Linked DNA regions of Homo sapiens: regions 2 and 3 are each linked to region 1. A link is an interaction called in ENCODE POLR2A ChIA-PET data of the cell type or tissue named here. Cell type or tissue: CD4-positive, alpha-beta T cell. All regions are shown on one strand. Links, peaks and the distances in the headings refer to the core of each region. The heading gives the core; the rest is flanking DNA.

Region 1 (6,051 bases), core at 2,239-4,738:
TCATAAGTGTCAAGGTCATGAAAGACTGGGGAACTGTCCCAGATTGGAAGACACTAAAGAGACATGACAACTAAACATAATGTCGGATCCTTGGACTAAAACACCAACCAGAAAAAAGGACATTAGTAGGTCAAGTGCACTTCTAGTAAGATCTGTAGGGATCCCTTGAGCCCAGGAGTATAAGGTTGCAGTGAGCTATAATCACACCACTGCACTCCAGCCTGGGTGACAGAGCAAGACACTGTCTTTTTTAAAAAAAAAAAAGGCCGGGTGTGGTGGCTCACGCCTGTAGTCCCAGCACTTTGGGAGGCTGAGGCAGGCGGATCACGAGGTCAGGAGATCGAGACCATCCTGGCTAACACAGTGAAACCTCATCTCTACTAAAAATACAAAGAATTAGCCAGGCATGATGGCGAGCACCTGTAGTCCCAGCTACTTGGGAGGCTGAGGCAGGAGAATGGTGTGAACCCAGGAGGTGGAGCTTGTAATGAGCCTAGATCACGCCACTGCACTCTAGCCTGGGCAACAGAGTGAGACTCCGTCTCAAAAAAAAAAACAAAAAAACAACAAACAAACAAAAAAACTGAAGCAAATGCACAAACAGTTAATATGACATTATTAGCAGTTCCTCAGGCTGATGAGGATGCAGAAGGTGCCCTTTAACGAGTAACCAAGTGCAGGAGAACAGAGGAACAACCACAGCACAAACAGGCAACCATCCAGAGACCAGGGTGGACACTGCAGGACAAGAAGTGAAAGTCAGATGGAAGAAACGAGGCCCAATAAAGCAACAATCCTAATAGATTTGTTTTTCAGAAACCTGGATGCCCACCAGATGGAAAATGCCCATTGCTGTCATGTGGACCTCAGATAAGAGGGAACTGAGGACTGAACTCTGATCACTGCCCTGTGTTCTAAATTTCTTCCCGAGGTGCTTGGAGAAAGTGACACCTGCAGGCCATCAATTTGCTAAACTGGTCACTCTGACCTAGTGCATTAGGGCTTGCTCTGGTGACCTGACTGGCATAGCACCCCTGATGATTAATGGGTTTCCTGATCTTAACTAGCCTATATTAAGGCCAAATCTTAACATTCTTTTCTGCTGACCCCAAGTTTTTTAGACAAAGTCTTCCTTCCTCAACCAACTGCAAATCAAAGAATCTCTGAATCTACCTATGACCTGTAAGCCCCTGCTTCAAGATATCCCACCTTTTTGGGCTAAACCAATGTATAGCTTCCATATGTTTGTTTACACATTGGCCTGTGACTTCTCCTTTCCTGAAATGTACCCCTGCCTTTAAAAACCCTTGCTTGTAAGCCATCAGGGAGGTTGGGTCTTAAGCGTGAGCTCCCCATCCTCCTTGCCTGATGATGTCCTGCAATAAATGCCTCTTTCTCTCACTGCAAAAAAAGCCCCCAAAAACAACAAAAAACCTGTAGATTAGTGAATCGTATTGTATCAATGTTAACTCCTTTTATAGATCATTGTACTACAGTTATATATGATATTGACATTAAGGCAATCAGAGTGAAAATATACCATAACTCTGTAATATCATTGCAACTAAAATTATTCCAAAATACAAGAATTTGTAAAAGAATGCTTATTAAATAATGTCAATGTGCCAAAGACTGGGGAAATTATGGTAAATGCTAGATATGGCCTCTACCCTCAAGGAGTTACAACACATGTGGGTTCCCAAGCAATAAACAAGGAAACAAGCACATAAACAATACAATTCAAGCAGTGAAAAGTACAATGGAGAATACAAAATGGGGAGAAGAATTAGGCAGGGGTCCTAATTTAATGAGGGTGATTAGGAAAGGCCTCTGACATTACAGCTAAGGCCTGAAAGAACTCAGAAAGCAAACCACATAAATATCTGGGGAAAGAGTGCCCCAGGCAAAGCAAACAGCAGGTTCAGAGGCCCCTGGGATGAGAACAAGGTGGCATGTTTGAGAGGCAGCAAAAAGCCCAGTGTGGCTGGAGGGAAGCCAGTAAGCATGGAGGGTAAGAGCGGGGATTGAAAGGAAGGCAGAGGCAGAGCATACAGGGTTTTGCCGGCTCTGGCCAGGAGTTGGGACTTTATTTCCTATCCACGACCCCCTCCCTCAATCCCACCCCCCACAAATATCATTCAGTGTAATATGTATGGGACAGCATGGGGCAGGTACTTGTGAGTTCAAAACAGCTACAGCATTGTTTTGTGAACATGAAAATATTTTGAAAAGATAACTCAATTCTGCCAAGTCTTTTGTCTTTGCCTGGCTCAAATACATTCCTCACCAAGTGAATCCTTTTACCCTTTGCTAATTACCCCGTGACAATTAAAGTAGTTCTGCTTTGCAGCAATAGGATAGTAAATTCCAAAGTTATTTTGGACACCAAAACCAGGAGAGAAAGTCAGTTAACAGCCTTCCAGGTAAGCCAAGGTGTGTTTATATGTTGACTTTTAAATGTTATCATTGAGATAGACACAAAATGAACCCATTTTGTGTCTATCATTGAGATAGACACAAAATGGGCCCATAGAGGGCCCATGGAAATGCCCACAGATGCTAATGTAAAGGCCCAGTAATAGACACTTTATTTGCAATAGGCGCCTTATTTACAACATTCTGTATTGTGGCATTCATTACTCGCTGACCTCCATGCTTTCCAGAGCACCAAGTAGGTCCATGCAAGCAAAGTGAAACCAATTCTCCAGAAAGCCCTTGTAATTTCTCCTCCCCACCTCAATCGTCCTCCCTTGCCTGTGGGCCAAGACCAAGGAACCAACCTATTGCTGTTACAGTGATTCGCAACCCTGGCTTCACATTGATGTCATCTGGAGAGCCCTAATAAATACTGATGCTAGGCCCCAACGAAACAGATGATTGTTTCACTGGTCTGGAATGGCCCCCGACATGCGTGGTTTTTTATTTTTTTTATTTTTTTTGAGACGGAGTCTCCCTCTGTCGCCCAGGCTGGAGTGCAGTGGCGCAATCTCGGCTCACTGTAAGCTCTGCCTCCTGGGTTCTGGCCATTCTCCCGCCTCAGCCTTCTGAGTAGCTGGGACTACAGGCTCCTGCCACCACGCCCGGCTAATTTTTTGTATTTTTAGTAGAGACGGGGGTTTCACCGTGTTAGCCAGGATGGTCTCGATCTGCTGACCTCGTGATCCGCCCGCCTTGGCCTCCCAAAGTGCTGGGATTACAGGCGTGAGCCACCGCGCCCGGCAGACGTGCGTAATTTTAAAGCTCCCTCTGGTGGTTCTACTGAGAACCCTCTGTGCCAGAATGAGACCTGGCTGCTATTAGAGAATTAGCCACGAGGTGGCGCCAGAAGCTGACCAAAGAAGCGAGATGGGCCATCTCCCGGCTCCCAAACCCTGCAGTCTCCAGGAGGAGGCACAGTTCCCTGTTCTCAAATTAGGGGAGCAAACACTAGGCTCTGGCCACTCAGGTTTCTTTCACCTTAGGAGGGTGGCATGTCTGCCCACAGCCAAGTTTCCAGACTGCTCCTGCAGTCTGGAACGCAGACACAGCACATTCCCAAGCACCTATGAGCTGTCAACTAAGAAAAACCACAGGGTGACAGCACCCCCTTAGGCGCAGGAGCTCCTGGAACCCCAAAATTGGGCCCTTCCAGGGACAAGGACGGAGGCTTCAGTTCCATGGGTCCACACAAAAGGCATCTCCTCTTTTGGCACCCGAGAGAGAGACCCCTGAGGTTAGCACTCCCATTCTAAAAGGAGCAATTGGCTGGCACGGTGGCTCACACCTCTAACCCCAACACTTTGGGAGGCCAAGACGGGTGGATCACTTGAGGTCGAGAGCTGGAGACCAGCCTGGCCAACATGGCGAAACCCGGTCTCCACTAAAAATATAAAAATTAGCTGGGCATAGGCCAGGAGCAGTGGCTCATGCCTGTAATCCCAGCACTTTGGGAAGCCGAGGTGGGCGGATCACGAGGTCAGGAGTTCGAAACCAGCCTGGCCAACATAGTGAAATCCCATCTCTACTAAAAATACAAAAATTAACTGGGTGTGGTGGCACGTGCCTGTAGTCCCAGCTACTCGGGAGGCTGAGGTGGGAGAATCGCTTGAACCCGGGAGGCAGAGGTTGCAGTGAGCCGAGACCACGCCATTGCACTCCAGCCTGGGTGACAGAGTGAGACTCCGTCTCAAAAAAAAAAAAAATTAGCTGGGCATGGTGCCACGTGCCTGTGGAGGCAGGCTGAGGCAGGAGAATCGCTTGAATCAAGGAGGTGGAGGTTGCGGTGAGCCAATATCGTACTGCTGCACTCCAGCCTGGGCGACAGAGCGAGATTCTGTCTCAAATATAAAATTAAAAAATAAAAAGAGCAGTTGATTCTGTGTCTCTCCAAAACATCCTTTGAAGAACAACCCAGGCTATCCAATAGTGTCTCCTCCCCAGTTGGGAAAGGGGTCACTCTAGGAAGTCAGTTCTCCCTGAATTACTTTAACTTCCCAGGAATTACACATGGAGGGCTGCAAACCTTTTTAAATGTGGTTCAAAATTTTGTGTGTGTGTTTTTCCCCCAAGAAGAGAATCTGTAGCTTTCACTAAAAGGATTAATAATGCAAAAGATGAAGAACTGTCGGAACAGATGGACTTTAATGAAGAAATTTAAAATATTGTCCTTGGGATCCAGTTCAGTTGTTCTGGAATAAATGCACTCACTTTGCTCAAACCCCTGCTACTGATCCTACTCAAGGGAAAACATTACCAGCTCCTTCTCTTGATGCTTCAAAGACTTGGCTGACCCGCAGGCTCCTTCCGAACATCTTTGGTCACCTGCAGGCTCTGGGAATGACAGAGCTCACCTTGCTCAGGGGACTTCTTTCTTTGGGGGATGTCAGAAAAGAGGTTGCTGCTGAAAATTCCTTGACCTAATCTTTACTGCTTCAGGTACCTACACCCACTCTGGGAGGGGCCACAGGCCCAGGAGGGGCACATCCATGGATCATGTAAACCAAGCAGTGTAGGGGCCTCTGCTGACCAGTGGGAAGGCGAAGGAATGGGTCTGGGGCTAGAGAAGGCCAGCCCTGATGGCCAACGTCCTAGCAGAATATAAGGTGCTTATCCAATGGTCCCAGGACCAGCTGCTCAGGGAGCCCTGGACATCAGCGCTGTGAGTGGCATGGGACTCTGTAATGCCCCCTCCCCACTCCAGTGGGGATGGGAAAGATGGTGGGACCGAGCTGGTGGGCCTCATTTCACCAGACTCAAACTCAGAGAAACGCAGGCCTTGCCTAACATCACACAGCAAGGGGCCTTGGAGCCATGCCTGGGACTTGGGCCTCCTGCCTTCCACACAGGGCGCTTTGCATGGCCCCATGAGGAGCCCCCAGCTCCAGGCATCCCTGTTGGTGAGTGGCTCCCTGGGAGCAGGGCCCACCCAGGGTGGGCTGGCCAGTCAGTCCTCCAGAGTAAGGCGCCATCCTGGCCACCACCCCACACTCCCTGGCTGGCCTGGCCACCCTCGAAGCTCCTGAGGTGACCCATTTCCCTCACTCTCCTCTGCAGCTTCAAAACAAATCAAAATGCAGACCAACATCCTTTGTTTGTTTTGGGGGATCAGAGAAAGGGGAAAGCAGCTCTGTGGGTTTGCACTTGAAAACAAAACTGCTCTGAGCTGCCCGAGCAGAAACCAAACCAAAGGTGAACTTGGAGGCCAGAACCCCTTGTGGCAATGCTCTCAGAATGAGTCAAGGGGCAGCGTGGGAAGGTCGGAAGCAGGGCTGTCTACTGACCAGGCACTGATGGCCTGGGGTCAACAGCTGCCATGGTGGGCTCAGGGTCATGGCCACGCTCACTCATCCTGGGCACTGTGGGCTTGGGGGGGACCAGGCCCTGATAGCGACAAGCTTTCCAGTCACTGGTCTGGACCTCCTTCCTCACCATGGAGGAGTGTGGGGACACCCTGGACCTCACGGCCCCCACCCATCCTGTCTTGCCATCCCTTGCCCACAGGCCCATGCTGGGTGCCCAGGCTAGGTGACCTGCCCCGTGGTAACTTCTAGCCAGTAGGTGAGACCACAAAGG
Region 2 (6,051 bases), core at 1,806-4,305, 88 kb after region 1:
CCATTAAAACCACTAGCTTGCTCTTCAAGGGCAGGAAAGCTGTCTGGGCCCCACACCATGTGCTTCCAAATGATGAGTGTGCGGCAGAGGCTCCAGGCATGGATGGGCAGGACGTGGCCCCAGGGAACAGTGGGTGTGGACTTTGGGGGTTTACACGGTTAGGCCTGCCCCCACTCCACCATGTCTGAGCTGGTTTGGGTGCCAGTGGTGGCAAATCACCTCCTCCCAGGAAACCCAGTTTTCCCATGAGGGCAGGGAGCTGTGATGGGAAGGAAGCCATCCCTCCCCCTGCTGTGTGACCTCACGCAAATCTGTGAACCTCTCTAGGTCTCAGTTTCTTAAATGGGGTAGGAATCCCTGGCCATGGAGAGGCCTGTGTGCTGGGTGGGCCTCAGCCGGGGTTTGCTGGGCAGCTCCTTGCAAGCATTGCTCCAGAGCCAGCCTCCCCACCAGGCAAGAAGGGGTCATGGGGAGGGAGGGACAGGTGATGGGAGTCTAGGCCGAGGGATTCTGACTAACTCTGACCTGGCTCTGGTGGCAGCGGGCCCAGCCTCCTGGCCTGCTGGGCCGCCATCTGAAACGCATTACTGATGCTTTGTAAACTCCACATCATTTGGCCACATGAAAGCCTGGGACTTAAAAATAGCTGCTCCCAGAGGACGCCCCGCATTGGTGGGGCTCAGCTGACCTCTGCACGCACACCCACCCACCACCAGGCCACCTCCCTTGCCAGGGAGCCCCGACTGGCAGGGCCCCACCCACTCACCCTCCCAGTGTGGGCAGCCACTGCCTGGAGCCAATTTATCTGGGCACAGGTCTCACTCAGCTGGTGAAAGCTTCAGGCCCTGTGGCTGTACCCAAGGCAGAATGTCTGGGAGAGCCAGGAGGAGGCTGCTGAGGGTGAGGTGGTGGTCTCAGGACCCTTCCCCAGGCTTGTCATGCCTGGAATGCTGGTAGGAACCTTATTGGAAAGCTAGTGGAACCATCTTACAGAAGAGGACACAGTGGCCCCAAGGAGGGGGAGCACTGGGAGGGTGCTAGTCTGGTGTTTACTTGGCCACTGTCCAATGCTGGACGAGAGTCACTGCCAACATGTTTGTGAGAGTAGGGCAGGGCCTGCCCGGGAGACCCCGGTGTCCGGTGGAAAACCCGCTAAGCAGGAGGCAGGGCAGCACAGGCCTCTGAGCTGCTAGGGTTGACTCTTTGCCCTGCTGTGTGGGTTCCCTCTCCTTATGGTCTCTATGACCAACTGCAAACCACTCTTTTCCCTAAAAATAAACATGCTTATGGGACTGGGGGAAGCTTTGTAGCTATCAAAAGAAATAATAGGGTGTTTTAGAAAATTACATTGTGTTTTAAATAACCAGCATGAAAGTCATTAAGTTTGAAGTTTCATTCAAATCAGATGGCTCTGTGGCTGGCGTGGTGGCCAGGCAGGCAGAGGTGGGTGGGCCCTCTGAGATGCTGAGAGGCAGCCTGTGGAGAGCCTTGCGGCAGTGGCAGCAGTGAGGTCTCTGCTGGCTGGGTACAGCCAAGGTCCAGGCGGGCTGGCCACCGAGTGCGTGCCTGGCTGCAGCAGCCACCCCAGAGCTCGCTGGCAGCCTTTGAGGCAGTGGGCATCCCCATGGGCGGGGGTGTGGGGACAGATGAACCTGGGAGAGCCAAGGCCACAGGGTCGATGGCCATGTTGCAGGGGGTGGTGTTAGGGATGGAGTTGGGACCAGAAAGGGCCGGAGAGGATCTGTGGGGCCCAGGCCACATCTGTTCATTTCACCACTGGGTTCTCAGTGCCCACCCTAGGGCCTGGCACACAGTAGGTGCTCAGTAAGCAGTTGTTGAAAGAATAACAACAACTACAGTAGTTCATGTGTCAAGCACTTCCCAAGTGCCAGGCCTATGCCAGGGGCTTTTACTCATATCAAGATTGTACAAGTCGGTAGGGCACAGTGCCTCACGCCTGTAATCCCAGCACTTTGGGAGGCCAAGGCAGGCGGATCACGAGGTCAGGAGTTTGAGACCAGCCTGACCAACATGGTGAAACCCCGTCTCTACTAAAAATACAAAAATTAGCCGGGTGCGGTGGCACACGCCTGTAATCCCAGCTGCTCAGGAGGCTGAGGCAGGAGAATCGCATGAACCTGGGAGGCGGAGGTCACAGTGAGCCAAGATTGCACCACTGCACTCCAGCCTGGGCGACAGAGCTAGACTCTATCTCAAAAAAAAAAAAAAAGATCGTACAAGCCAAGAAAGTAGGTATTATTGTGGCCTCCCTTTTTGCAGATGGGGAAACTGAGGCTCAGAGAGGATAAGGAATGCGCTGATACCTGGCAGAGTCAGGATTTGAACTTTGGTCTGTTTTACCCTGAAACCCATGCTCCTCCCTGCTCTATCCCATTTGCTGTACAATGTGTGGAGATGGGGGCACTGCGGGCCAAGAAGCTGGGTGGTACCCCCAGCACACTGTCAGGTTCATAAGCTGGACCCAGCTGGATTCCTCTGGCCCCAGAGAAAGGCCATAGTCCTCTCACTCCCTCTCCAGGGGCACCTCATAGCTCTGGGCCTGGGTCAGGGATGACCCCTTTCCTCCCCAGACACCTGGCAAGTTCAGGGCTCCCAGGGCCAAAAGGGCTGTCTTTCTTACTTGAAAGGCAGGTGCCCAGGGCTTCTAGAAGGAATGTTATATGGAAAAGTATCCGTAAATGACATTAGGATTGATTCCGATTTGGTGCCTGATGGAAGGACAGTTAAGACCTGTCTACAGGTGGATCACTTCCTCTTTCTAGTGTTGGTCCTGATGCAGCTCAGTGCCTGCTGTTGGACTCCTGGGCCAGGCACCCTCCTCTGTGTGATCCCGGGCTGGGCTAGGGGGTTTCCTAGGCTCTGAGTCATGGGAAATGGCTGGACTGAGGCAGCTGAGGGAGTCTCAGGGTATGGGTGCGCCCGCCCACCTTATTCCCCCGTGGGAAAGCCGCTTAGGAACCAGAGCCGCTGCCAGCCCCACTGGGGCACGTTGAGGGCAGTTTCTTCTTCTCTCGCTGCCCCGCCGCCTCCCATCCTCTCTGGTCATTGCGGGCCAGCCAGGAGCTCAGTGATCTGGCCTGACAGGAATCAGGCAGTGGTCCAGAGGAAATCAAGGGCTGGCGGCCCCAACCTGGCACAATGCTGGCGTTCCTGAAAAGCCTTTGTCTTGGGACATACTTGCTTTTGATTTTTCTCCTTTTGTTTCATTTTGTTCTTAAGTAAAAAAGGAATATTAAGAAAAAAACCACAAATATTAGTTCATCTAATCCTCACAGCAACCCCATGAGACCTGGATGTTTTACAATGGAGACCCCCAGGCATAGAGAGACTTGCGCCTAGTGGGTACTGGAGGAGGGATTTGAGCCCAGACATCTGACTCGGCGTTCGCTGTCCCTCCCCTTACACTCCGTTGCGTCTTTGGCCGCGCACGTGTGTTGCAGCCACAGCTGGGTGCCTGGCTCCCCCGTCCCATCCCTTCCCACTCCTCAACCCCAGTTTGGTATTTCACTCTCTGCCCTGTTTGCGTCATGCTACACCCAGGTGTGTTTCTGAGAGTTGTCTGGGGCAGTTTTGTGTGACCCTCCCTCACTCGCCTCATGAAGGGCTCTCCTGAGGCTCCCATGCAGTTGGCACTGCCCAGCCTCCTCCCTCTGCTCACACTGGGTGTGAGGGCTCGGGCAGCAGCACCCCAGGGCCTGGTGCCTCCAGGAGCTCCTTTCCACGCCTTGTTTCCCTTTGGATAAATGGCTAGACAGTCCAGACAGAGCCCCAGGGGTCTTGACTGGCTATAGCTGGGGGAGTGAGCGCTTCATGACCGTGGCGGCCTCAGGGCAGGACTGTCCTCCTAGGGCTGGTGCAGGCTGCGGGACAGAACACATGACAAGACCCCTGTCTTGTCTTTGCTTCTCAGAGGCTACTAGATTAAATTGGGGCAAGAATGCAGGGCCAAGGCTGGGGAGGTGATCTCCAAGGCTCTCTCCCTCTGCCCTTGAGCCCCTGCCTTTCTGGGCCTTGCCTGGGCTCTCAGCTCTCACTCTCGGGCTTGGAGCTGGACAAGCCGTGGCGAGAGCACCCCAGCCTCCGGTGGCTGTCCCACCCCTCCTCACACATGGGGCCAGGGAGCACCAGCCAGACCCGGTGGGAAGGATGACCTCTTGCTTTTCTTTTGGTCATTTATGACTGAGAATCAAAATCACCTCCTTCAAGGACAGAGTGCCCTCACCTAGGGCCAGGGGGAGGTTCAGAGCCACACTGCTAGCCAATTTGTTTCAAGAAAAATTCTTGGTAGGCTGCTGCCAGCAGAAGTGCTGCCTGTTGAGGCCTGTCACTGAATGGTAAAGATCTGTGGCCAAGAACCCCAAAGGGCCAGATTCTAATCCAGATCCATCACTGCTTGCTGTGAGACCTCGGGCAAGATTCTTAGCTTCTCTGTGCTTCACTTTCCTCGTCTGCGAAGTCTGTATGCACAGCACAAAGTGGTTGGGAAGACTGGTGGGATTCCGGCAGGGGTGGAGCTCTGCAGACTGAGACACTCAGTTGGCTGTTACTAGTGGGGGCTGCCATCTCTAAATCTGCACCTGGTATTTTCCTGCCTTTTCTGCAAAGCCCCCAGGGAAACAGCCTCAGAACTCCTCAAACACCTCCCTCCCCAGATCCCTGTTTTCCATTCCCTACTGCCAAAGACAGCGGAGCTATGAGGTTGTGCCTTGCCTCGGTCCACGGTGGGCTCCTGGATGGCTGGGCACTGATGGGGAGCTGCATGAATAACTGCCTGGGCTGGGGGTTGCCCAGTCTCAGGGCTGCTGTGTAGTCTCCAGGCTGTGTTGGTAGCATCAACTAGCAGCTCAGTTGCAGCAGCTCCCGGAAGCTTATATTTTCCTCTAAAAACATCCTGTCCTGAGGGGCGTTCACCTCAAAGTGGAGGAAGGAAAACGCAAGTAAACGAATGCATAGAAACCACTGGAGGCCATGGGCCACGCCACTCGGCTAAGTGGGGCTCAGTGAGTTCCGAGGGTGCCTCGGGCCGGGTTGGGCCTAGAGCAGGCCTGTGGTTTGCCAAGGCTGCATGCAGGGACTCCAGTCCCCACCTCCGCTGTGGCAGGCCCCTTTATCTGATGTCAAGGCCAGGCGGTGGGTGGACTGGCCACACGCACCTAGCAGAGCTCTGTGCAACTGTGGCAACAGCCTTGTGCCAGCAGGTGAGACTGAAGCCTCTTGGTCCAGGAGGGTGTGGCCTTGCCATCCCCCACCCCTTCCAGCTCAGGTGGCCACGCATCCACACTCTGTGCTTTTCTGTGCTTTGTGGTGGGCGTCTGGCACAGGGCATCCAGCACGCTGTGGGCAGGGAGCTTGCGGGCCGTCCTTTGGAGAGCACCGTGTCCTGGGCAGTGGTGCCTGGAGCGGGGGCTAGGGATAAAAGGGCATGAGCAGGGGCGCCTCCAGCCTGGCTGGCGCACTCAGCCCTACTGGAGTATATCTGCAGAGATGGGGTCTGCGAAAGCCCACAAATCGAGGCCTGGTCCATATTGCAGGCAAGCCCTGTCCCGCCCCCCAGGAAGTCGATTGTTGTAGTCTGAGGGCTTGAGGGGCATCCTGCTCAGCAACTGGGCAGACTCCTCGGCACAAAGCGCCATTGATGCTGGACAGTGGGGCCCTAGCTCTAGACACAGACGCCTAGGGAGCTGTGGGGCTGACTGGTGGGCCCTAGCAGTGCAAAGAAGGAAAGTGAGAACCGGAGGGGCTGTGCCAGGGGAGCTGGGCCAAGGGCTGAGACCAGCCTGCACTGTGCTTCCCAAGCCACTGCCCTGGCATGGCATGGCCCAGGTGTCTGTCCAGAAGAAGGGGTGCTTTTTCTAATTAGCACAAATGCCCCATGTGAATTAATGGCAGCCCTGATGTTGACTGGTCATTCTGACTCCCAAAGTATTGCAGGCAGGAGAGGACGGGGGTAGGAGGAGGCCAAAGGGTCTTAGGTACCAGGTAGGATGTCCTGAGTCCAAGTAGTGGCCCCAGCTCCTCCCACCTTCCTAA
Region 3 (6,051 bases), core at 1,727-4,226, 76 kb after region 1:
AAAACAAAAAGAACCTCACTGTTGTTGTGACTTTTCTCCTTTCTCCAAGGACTGGAGAACACTTCAGCCTCCACTGATCTGTGTCGGTGGAACTCATGGGTCTGGGGACAGCTATTCTGGAGGACGTTCCTGCTGAACCAGGGTTCCCTACAAACACATGAGGACCCCTAAAGCCATTGGGTTGGGCAGATCCGGATTCCCTTTCAGCTGTCCCAGAGGAGGCTCACCCTATGCCAGACCCTACCTATAACCTCAGGAGTTGAGGTGGCGGAGGCTCTGAACTCCCGTCCCTGTACCTCTCCCCTCCGGGCAGGGCCGAGCCCCCCCTTCCCCGCCAATCCGGAGCAGATGAGGCGAGACTAAGCGGCAAGCCCACCCTGGGAAGAGGCTGGGGAGACCTAATGGGCAGGGTCCCCCTCATCTCCATCACCAAGCTGAGCACTCGTGCCCATGCCACCCCCCAGCCCCAGCCTGGGGAAAGGAGGAAAAGTGGGCACCCTAGCCCGGAGGTGGCGGGGGAGGGGGGTGTGGGGGCTGGTGTCCGAGACACCCGGCTGGGCGGGCACAGATAGGATCTGAACACAGGGAAGCATGGCCTAGCTCTTTGATCCACAGCCAGCCACGCTGGGCCTGGACCCGGAGGGAGGCACGGCTGTCTTCCGGCCCGGCTTTGCACCGCTGCCAGGGGTCCTGTGGGGCCCTCAGAGGGAGAGGCGTCCAATACCCGGCCCTCCCCCAAATACCCTCTATCCCAACTGCTCTCAGAAGAGGCGTGAGCGTCTACAGTGAACCCAGCACAGAAACCTGCTAGGGGAGCTGCTGTTGACTGCATCGCGATCCAAAGGACCGGCGTCTTTTGTAGATGCAGGGGCTGAGCCAGGCCAAGCGCGCCGTGGAGGCCCGCGTGGACGCAGACCCGGGTGCCATACAGATGCGCTGGAATCCAGGCACTTTCCCGCGCTCCGCAAATCTAGATGTTTCAGCCTGGATCGAGCGAGGGTTAGAGGGTTAGTCAGGCCAGGGTCAACTTCAGAGTCATGGGCTCCCTAAATGCGACTTCTAGGGTTGAGTTGCTGTGGACGAGCGACCCATGTCGGAATCCCGCGCCCACGTGGCTGCCCAAAGTTCCGAGTCTCCGGGCTGCAGGTTCTAGTCACGGAACCGAGTTGGGAGAGTCATAGGGGCTGGGACTTGGAGGATCGGCTGAGGTCCGGTGCTCTTGGCTGTGTTCGCGGCTCGGAGCCGTCGCCTGACTGAGGGGCCCGTCACAGATGTGTGATGTATAAGCTCTGCACGCAACAGGAGCTCAATAAATGTGCGAAGGGGGGTATACTTATGTTCGCACTGTATGCAGGCGGCCTAGAAGGAAGTCCCTGATTGGCACAGGGATGGAGGATGGGGCAAGAGCCGCAACAGCGCCGCGGAGTTCCAACGCTGCCGGTTCCCTGGGGTACGAGCACAGCCTCAAGCAGCCTCAAGCCCTAGGAAGCCCCCAGTTCAAAGCACAGGGCGCATTGGAGCCTGGGCACGATACAGTTCACACCACGGCTGCGATGGTAAGCCACGCCCAAGTCCCAAGGGCCTAGGGGACCCCCGCCCTCCACAGCCGGAGGAGAAACCTGGGCGCAGAAAGCAGGGGGAATATCTGGTTGTAGGTGAGTAAGCGGGGTCAGGAGTTCCCGTTAGAGTCTCTGCGTTTCGGGAGAAGGGTGATCATTCCCAGGCTTGTCCGACGTCTCTCTCAGGGTGCGCTCCGGAAGAGCGAGCCCTTTAAGGCTATGCCGAGTGGGCGCGTCCCGGCCTCTCCCGGGAGAGGAGAGGCGGGGCGGACCTGTGTCCCGCCCCCGGCCCGGCCCGCCCCCAGTGCCCGCCCCGCCCCCGGCACTCGGCCGGCGGCGCCTTTGATGTTCCGACCCGCCAGCTCGCGGAGCCGCTCTGCCCCGCGCCCTAGCCCGCGCCTGCAGCCCGCCCAGGCGGAGTCAGCCCGCGCTCCGCCCGCCGCGATCCGAGCTCGGAGGTTCGGACTCCGGGCTCGCCGCCCCCCGGGCCGGCTCCGCGCCCCGCACTCCCGGCGCCCAGCGCCCCGCGCCCCGGCGGGCGGAGCGCACCATGCCGCAGCTGGACTCCGGCGGGGGCGGCGCGGGCGGCGGCGACGACCTCGGCGCGCCGGACGAGCTGCTGGCCTTCCAGGATGAAGGCGAGGAGCAGGACGACAAGAGCCGCGACAGCGCCGCCGGTCCCGAGCGCGACCTGGCCGAGCTCAAGTCGTCGCTCGTGAACGAGTCCGAGGGCGCGGCCGGCGGCGCAGGGATCCCGGGGGTCCCGGGGGCCGGCGCCGGGGCCCGCGGCGAGGCCGAGGTGAGCCCCCGCCGGCGCCGGCTCCTCCCCCGCGGTCGCCGCGCCGCGCCGCCCCAGTTGCGCGCGGCCCTCGGGGTCTCCAGCGCGCAGAGCGTCCCTGCCCCGGCGTCGGCCCCGACCCCCGCGGTCCCACCGCCCCTCACTCCCCTCCGGTTCTCCCTCCAGGCTCTCGGGCGGGAACACGCTGCGCAGAGACTCTTCCCGGACAAACTTCCAGAGCCCCTGGAGGACGGTGAGTTTCTGCCCGGCCCGGCTTCCCTTCGTCGCGCTCAGGCCCTGGCCTCGGTGGGACGGGGACGCCAAGGACCGCGGGGAGCCGGGTGCCTCCCCCACCGCAGCTCAGGAGGCGGCAGAACCCAGGGGTGGAGAGTGGGGGGCGGGCTTCCCGGGCGCCGCCGGGTCGAGTCACTTCCGGTGCCCTGACCTTTATAGGAGTAAACAGACCCCCGCCATCCCCGCCTCCCCTCCTGCCCAGGTGACTGACTAATCCGCCGCCTTCAGGAGACAGAATTGGCCAAGGTTTCTTGGTTGGAGGGCGGGGGGTGGGAGGTCAAGTAGGGGCCACCTCGGGGAGGCCTGCCCTCCAGGTCCTTCCCCTAAAACTTGGCACTGCCGATACTCCCAGCCCGTTCCTTCCCAAGTCAGGAACTTGCAGGGGACCCCTTGGCAATTCTTTTTCTCTCAAGAGCAGACAGCCTTCAGTCCCAGCCGCTGCCAGGGCTGGTGTGTCTGACCCAGCTGTGGTTTTTCCAGGCCTGAAGGCCCCGGAGTGCACCAGCGGCATGTACAAAGAGACCGTCTACTCCGCCTTCAATCTGCTCATGCATTACCCACCCCCCTCGGGAGCAGGGCAGCACCCCCAGCCGCAGCCCCCGCTGGTAAGTGGACCCCGCAGCCAGTGCCGCCCTGTGCTTGCAGCCTCCTTGACCAGGTAGGTGAGGCACCGGCAAGAGACTTCTGCCTGGAACAAAATAGACGAGACTCCTGTGCTGGTCTTTTCTCCCATACACACCCGGTGGGATCTGAACCAAAAGGAGAACTTTGCTGAAGGAAGGAGGGGCCGCCCTGGGGCACCCCCCTGCCCTCTGCCTCTTGGCTTTTGTCTTCCCAGCTTGCTCATAAGCAGGTGCAGGCTCTGTCCTGGTGCTGGGTGATGCCAGGGTGGGGTCTTCTTAGAGAACTTTTGAGCCGAGACCACCCTTGCTCCTCGCTGCTCTGATCTGAGCTCAGAGCTTTGCAATTAACTTTCTAACTAGCCCAGGAAACCCTGAGCCTCCTTGGCGCTTGGAGGAATGGGCAGGAAAGCTGATCTGTTCAGGTCCCCTGGTTGTGCAGGAGAAACGTGCTGTGTTCGGTCGGCTGTGTCCTGACGGGCGTGAGTGTACCGTTGCCAAAGAAGGACCCTGAACACCATGTGTGGAAAGTGGGTTCTTAGGAAACTGGCTTGGTCTCAGACATACCAGGAAGGGTTGGCAAAGGTGCTACAAATCAGTGATGTTGAGAAGGGACCAGTTTAATTAATTCGTGAATTAAATATTTTTAAGTCCCAGTGCTTTGAAAAGATTTCATGATCTTTACAAACCATGCCCATTGGTACAGATGACCTAAAGTGTGAAGAGCCTATTCTGAGTGTTTTGGAGCAGTACAGCTGCGCTTTTAAAGAAATTCCTATTCGTGTTTCACACTCTCCTCAGTTGGTCCAAGTTGGGGTGAAGGTACGTGGAAGGTTTGGAGGACTGTGGTAAGTGAGTGTTGGGTGTGAATGTAAGCCCAGTGCAGGTGGGGCTGGCAGGCTGGAGGCTCGCATGGCTACAGTGGGGTCACCAGAGGGAGGAGAGTTAAGTGCTAGGCTATTTCAGACCAGGAGTGAAGAGGGTGGTTCTGAGAGCTGCTGCATGCCAAGCCAGTGGGAATGAGAAGACATATAGGCTTCTTTCCAGAAGCCTAGGCTGGAAAGCCTATTCTATGGCTAGCTCTAGAAATGAGCTCCTTGCCCTTTGGGCCCTTATCTGTAAAATGAGTATGTTTTTCGAGTAGTCTCTGTATCCGACTTTCTGCTCTGGGGTGGCTTGGTATATGAGGTGGTTCACTTCCTTCCAAGTCTGTGAGATGGGGGGTGTGCCCCCCAGCATTCCCCCGCTGATGTAGTGACTACATCCAGAGAACTCACCCTGTGTGAGCCCATGCTTAACAAAGATGCGTTTTGGATCCCTACAAGATGTAAATAAACCCTTAGATTTGGGACTAGGTTGACATAACCCACCAGTGCCAAACTTCCAACAGGTGTGCCACTTGCATAGGGGCTGGGGTCACCGTGGAACCATGATTAGACAAAAGGCCTAGGCCCAAGGCTCTACTCCAGCCTCCCGGGGCTCCACAGCAGCACAGGGAAAAGGCTTCCTTTCGGAGGTCATCTCATGGTGTGGGCAAGTGCTGGGAGAGTATCTGGAGCAGGGAGGGCTTCGTTCTGCTGTCAGGGTATGGGTGATGGGACCATTTGGTGTCCTTTGGGCCACATGGGTCAAGAGTAGGCTCTAACAGGACAGTGGAGGAGGCACACCACCACTGGCCTGGGTCATTTATTTTTCACCTTTCAGTCTTTCTCAAGCTACAGCAGATACATTTCTATGTATCGCACCTGCTCCTATAGGTACAAATCCCCTTGCCCTCCTCCCCGCGCAGCCACAGTCTCCACTGTCTGGCTTCTGGCCACACAGGAGGAGGAAAAGGACGGGCTGTGACACTGGCTCTCTGTGCCCTGGCCTCAGCTGCTCTGTGGGGCTGCAGAAAAGGACAGAGGCAGAGGTGTAAGTTGGAGTGACACTCAGTGAGGAAGCTGTATGTGAATGTAGGAGAACCTCTTTTAAGCAAACCTGCCAGTTATAAACACATAGCAAGTCAGAGCATTTGCTTGCATTACCTGAAGACGTGTGGGCATTGAAAATGTGGTTGGGTTTTACCAAGCAAAGTGAATCCACCCCCACATTTTAGAAGCATATTTATTATTGGATTCAAGGTTCATGTGTCTGGAACCAGGAATGATCTTCTTTTCTTGGGTCAGGAGCCCCTTGCAAGGGCCCTGAGGAAAAACTGCCTTTGGAAGATTTTTCCAAAGCTGGTCACTTTCCCAAGCCCATCTTTAAAGGACAGACAGCTTGCTGCTCAGGCCCTGCCACAGGCCTTAGATCCAGGCCCCCTTGCCCTTTGCCCGGCCCTCTCTGAGGGCACCTATGTGGTCAACACTTATGCTGAGAGGCTTGAGGCCAGTCATTGCACCTCCCTCAAGAGCAGGGAAAGCCTATACCAGGGACCTGCTCTGCCCATGTGTGGGTAGGATGCCCATGTGGCTACTGTGTTAGAGACCTCAAAACAGGCCAGCTCGAACCTTGCCCGGAGCAATAGGCTGAATGACCACCCCACAGCCAACTGCCACGGGACACATTTTTTTTTTTCTTCCAAAAAGGTTCCTTCTTTTTGGTAGTTGGCTTCTTTTAAGCTTGTTTGAGGAAGAAAAAATTAGGTCAAAGTTTATTCCATGAACACTGTCAGGCACCTGATTGATGTAGGCTTGCAGGCAGTTACTGGCCTAGACCAGTAACCAGGGTTTTTTTGTTTTGTTTTGTGTTTGTGTTTGTGTTTTTTTAGAGACAAGGTCTCACTCTGTTGCCCAGGCTGGAGTGCAGTGGTGTGATC

What was found. ChIA-PET counts read pairs that join two places held together with the same protein. Peaks named below come from ENCODE experiments on the same cell type or tissue, not always from the same donor. Only the 100,000 strongest peaks of a DNase experiment are listed, where the experiment ranks them.
Region 2: POLR2A ChIA-PET joins it to region 1 with 10 read pairs; 18 of 35 experiments call an interaction of 5 or more read pairs at or near these places.
Region 3: POLR2A ChIA-PET joins it to region 1 with 51 read pairs; 17 of 35 experiments call an interaction of 5 or more read pairs at or near these places.

The regions. Positions count from the first base shown.
Region 1 is chr5:134,036,408-134,042,458 of GRCh38, forward strand. It overlaps a transcript of VDAC1 not described here. Among named protein-coding and RNA genes, the nearest start is that of VDAC1, 34 kb to the left of the region's middle. RefSeq lists enhancers at 5,824-5,943, 5,964-6,051. In CD4-positive, alpha-beta T cell, for the core only: CTCF peaks have their summits at 3,291 (motif pointing right) and 3,490; DNase peaks (open chromatin) are centred at 3,314 and 4,248.
Region 2 is chr5:134,124,682-134,130,732 of GRCh38, forward strand. All of the region lies in intron 3 of TCF7 (transcription factor 7), which reads left to right. Among named protein-coding and RNA genes, the nearest start is that of TCF7, 13 kb to the left of the region's middle. RefSeq lists enhancers at 2,796-3,145, 4,442-5,264, 5,265-6,051. In CD4-positive, alpha-beta T cell, for the core only: no CTCF peak of the experiment used is centred there; DNase peaks (open chromatin) are centred at 2,880 and 3,450; H3K4me3 peaks cover 2,500 bases; H3K27ac peaks cover 2,428 bases.
Region 3 is chr5:134,112,798-134,118,848 of GRCh38, forward strand. It overlaps TCF7 (transcription factor 7), which reads left to right and starts at 1,884. Exons shown (of 10, transcript NM_003202.5): 1 at 1,884-2,358; 2 at 2,524-2,590; 3 at 3,112-3,236. The coding sequence starts at 2,110. It also overlaps a transcript of VDAC1 not described here. RefSeq lists an enhancer at 1,521-1,750 and a silencer at 1,841-1,960. In CD4-positive, alpha-beta T cell, for the core only: no CTCF peak of the experiment used is centred there; DNase peaks (open chromatin) are centred at 1,844 and 2,764; H3K4me3 peaks cover 2,314 bases; H3K27ac peaks cover 1,631 bases.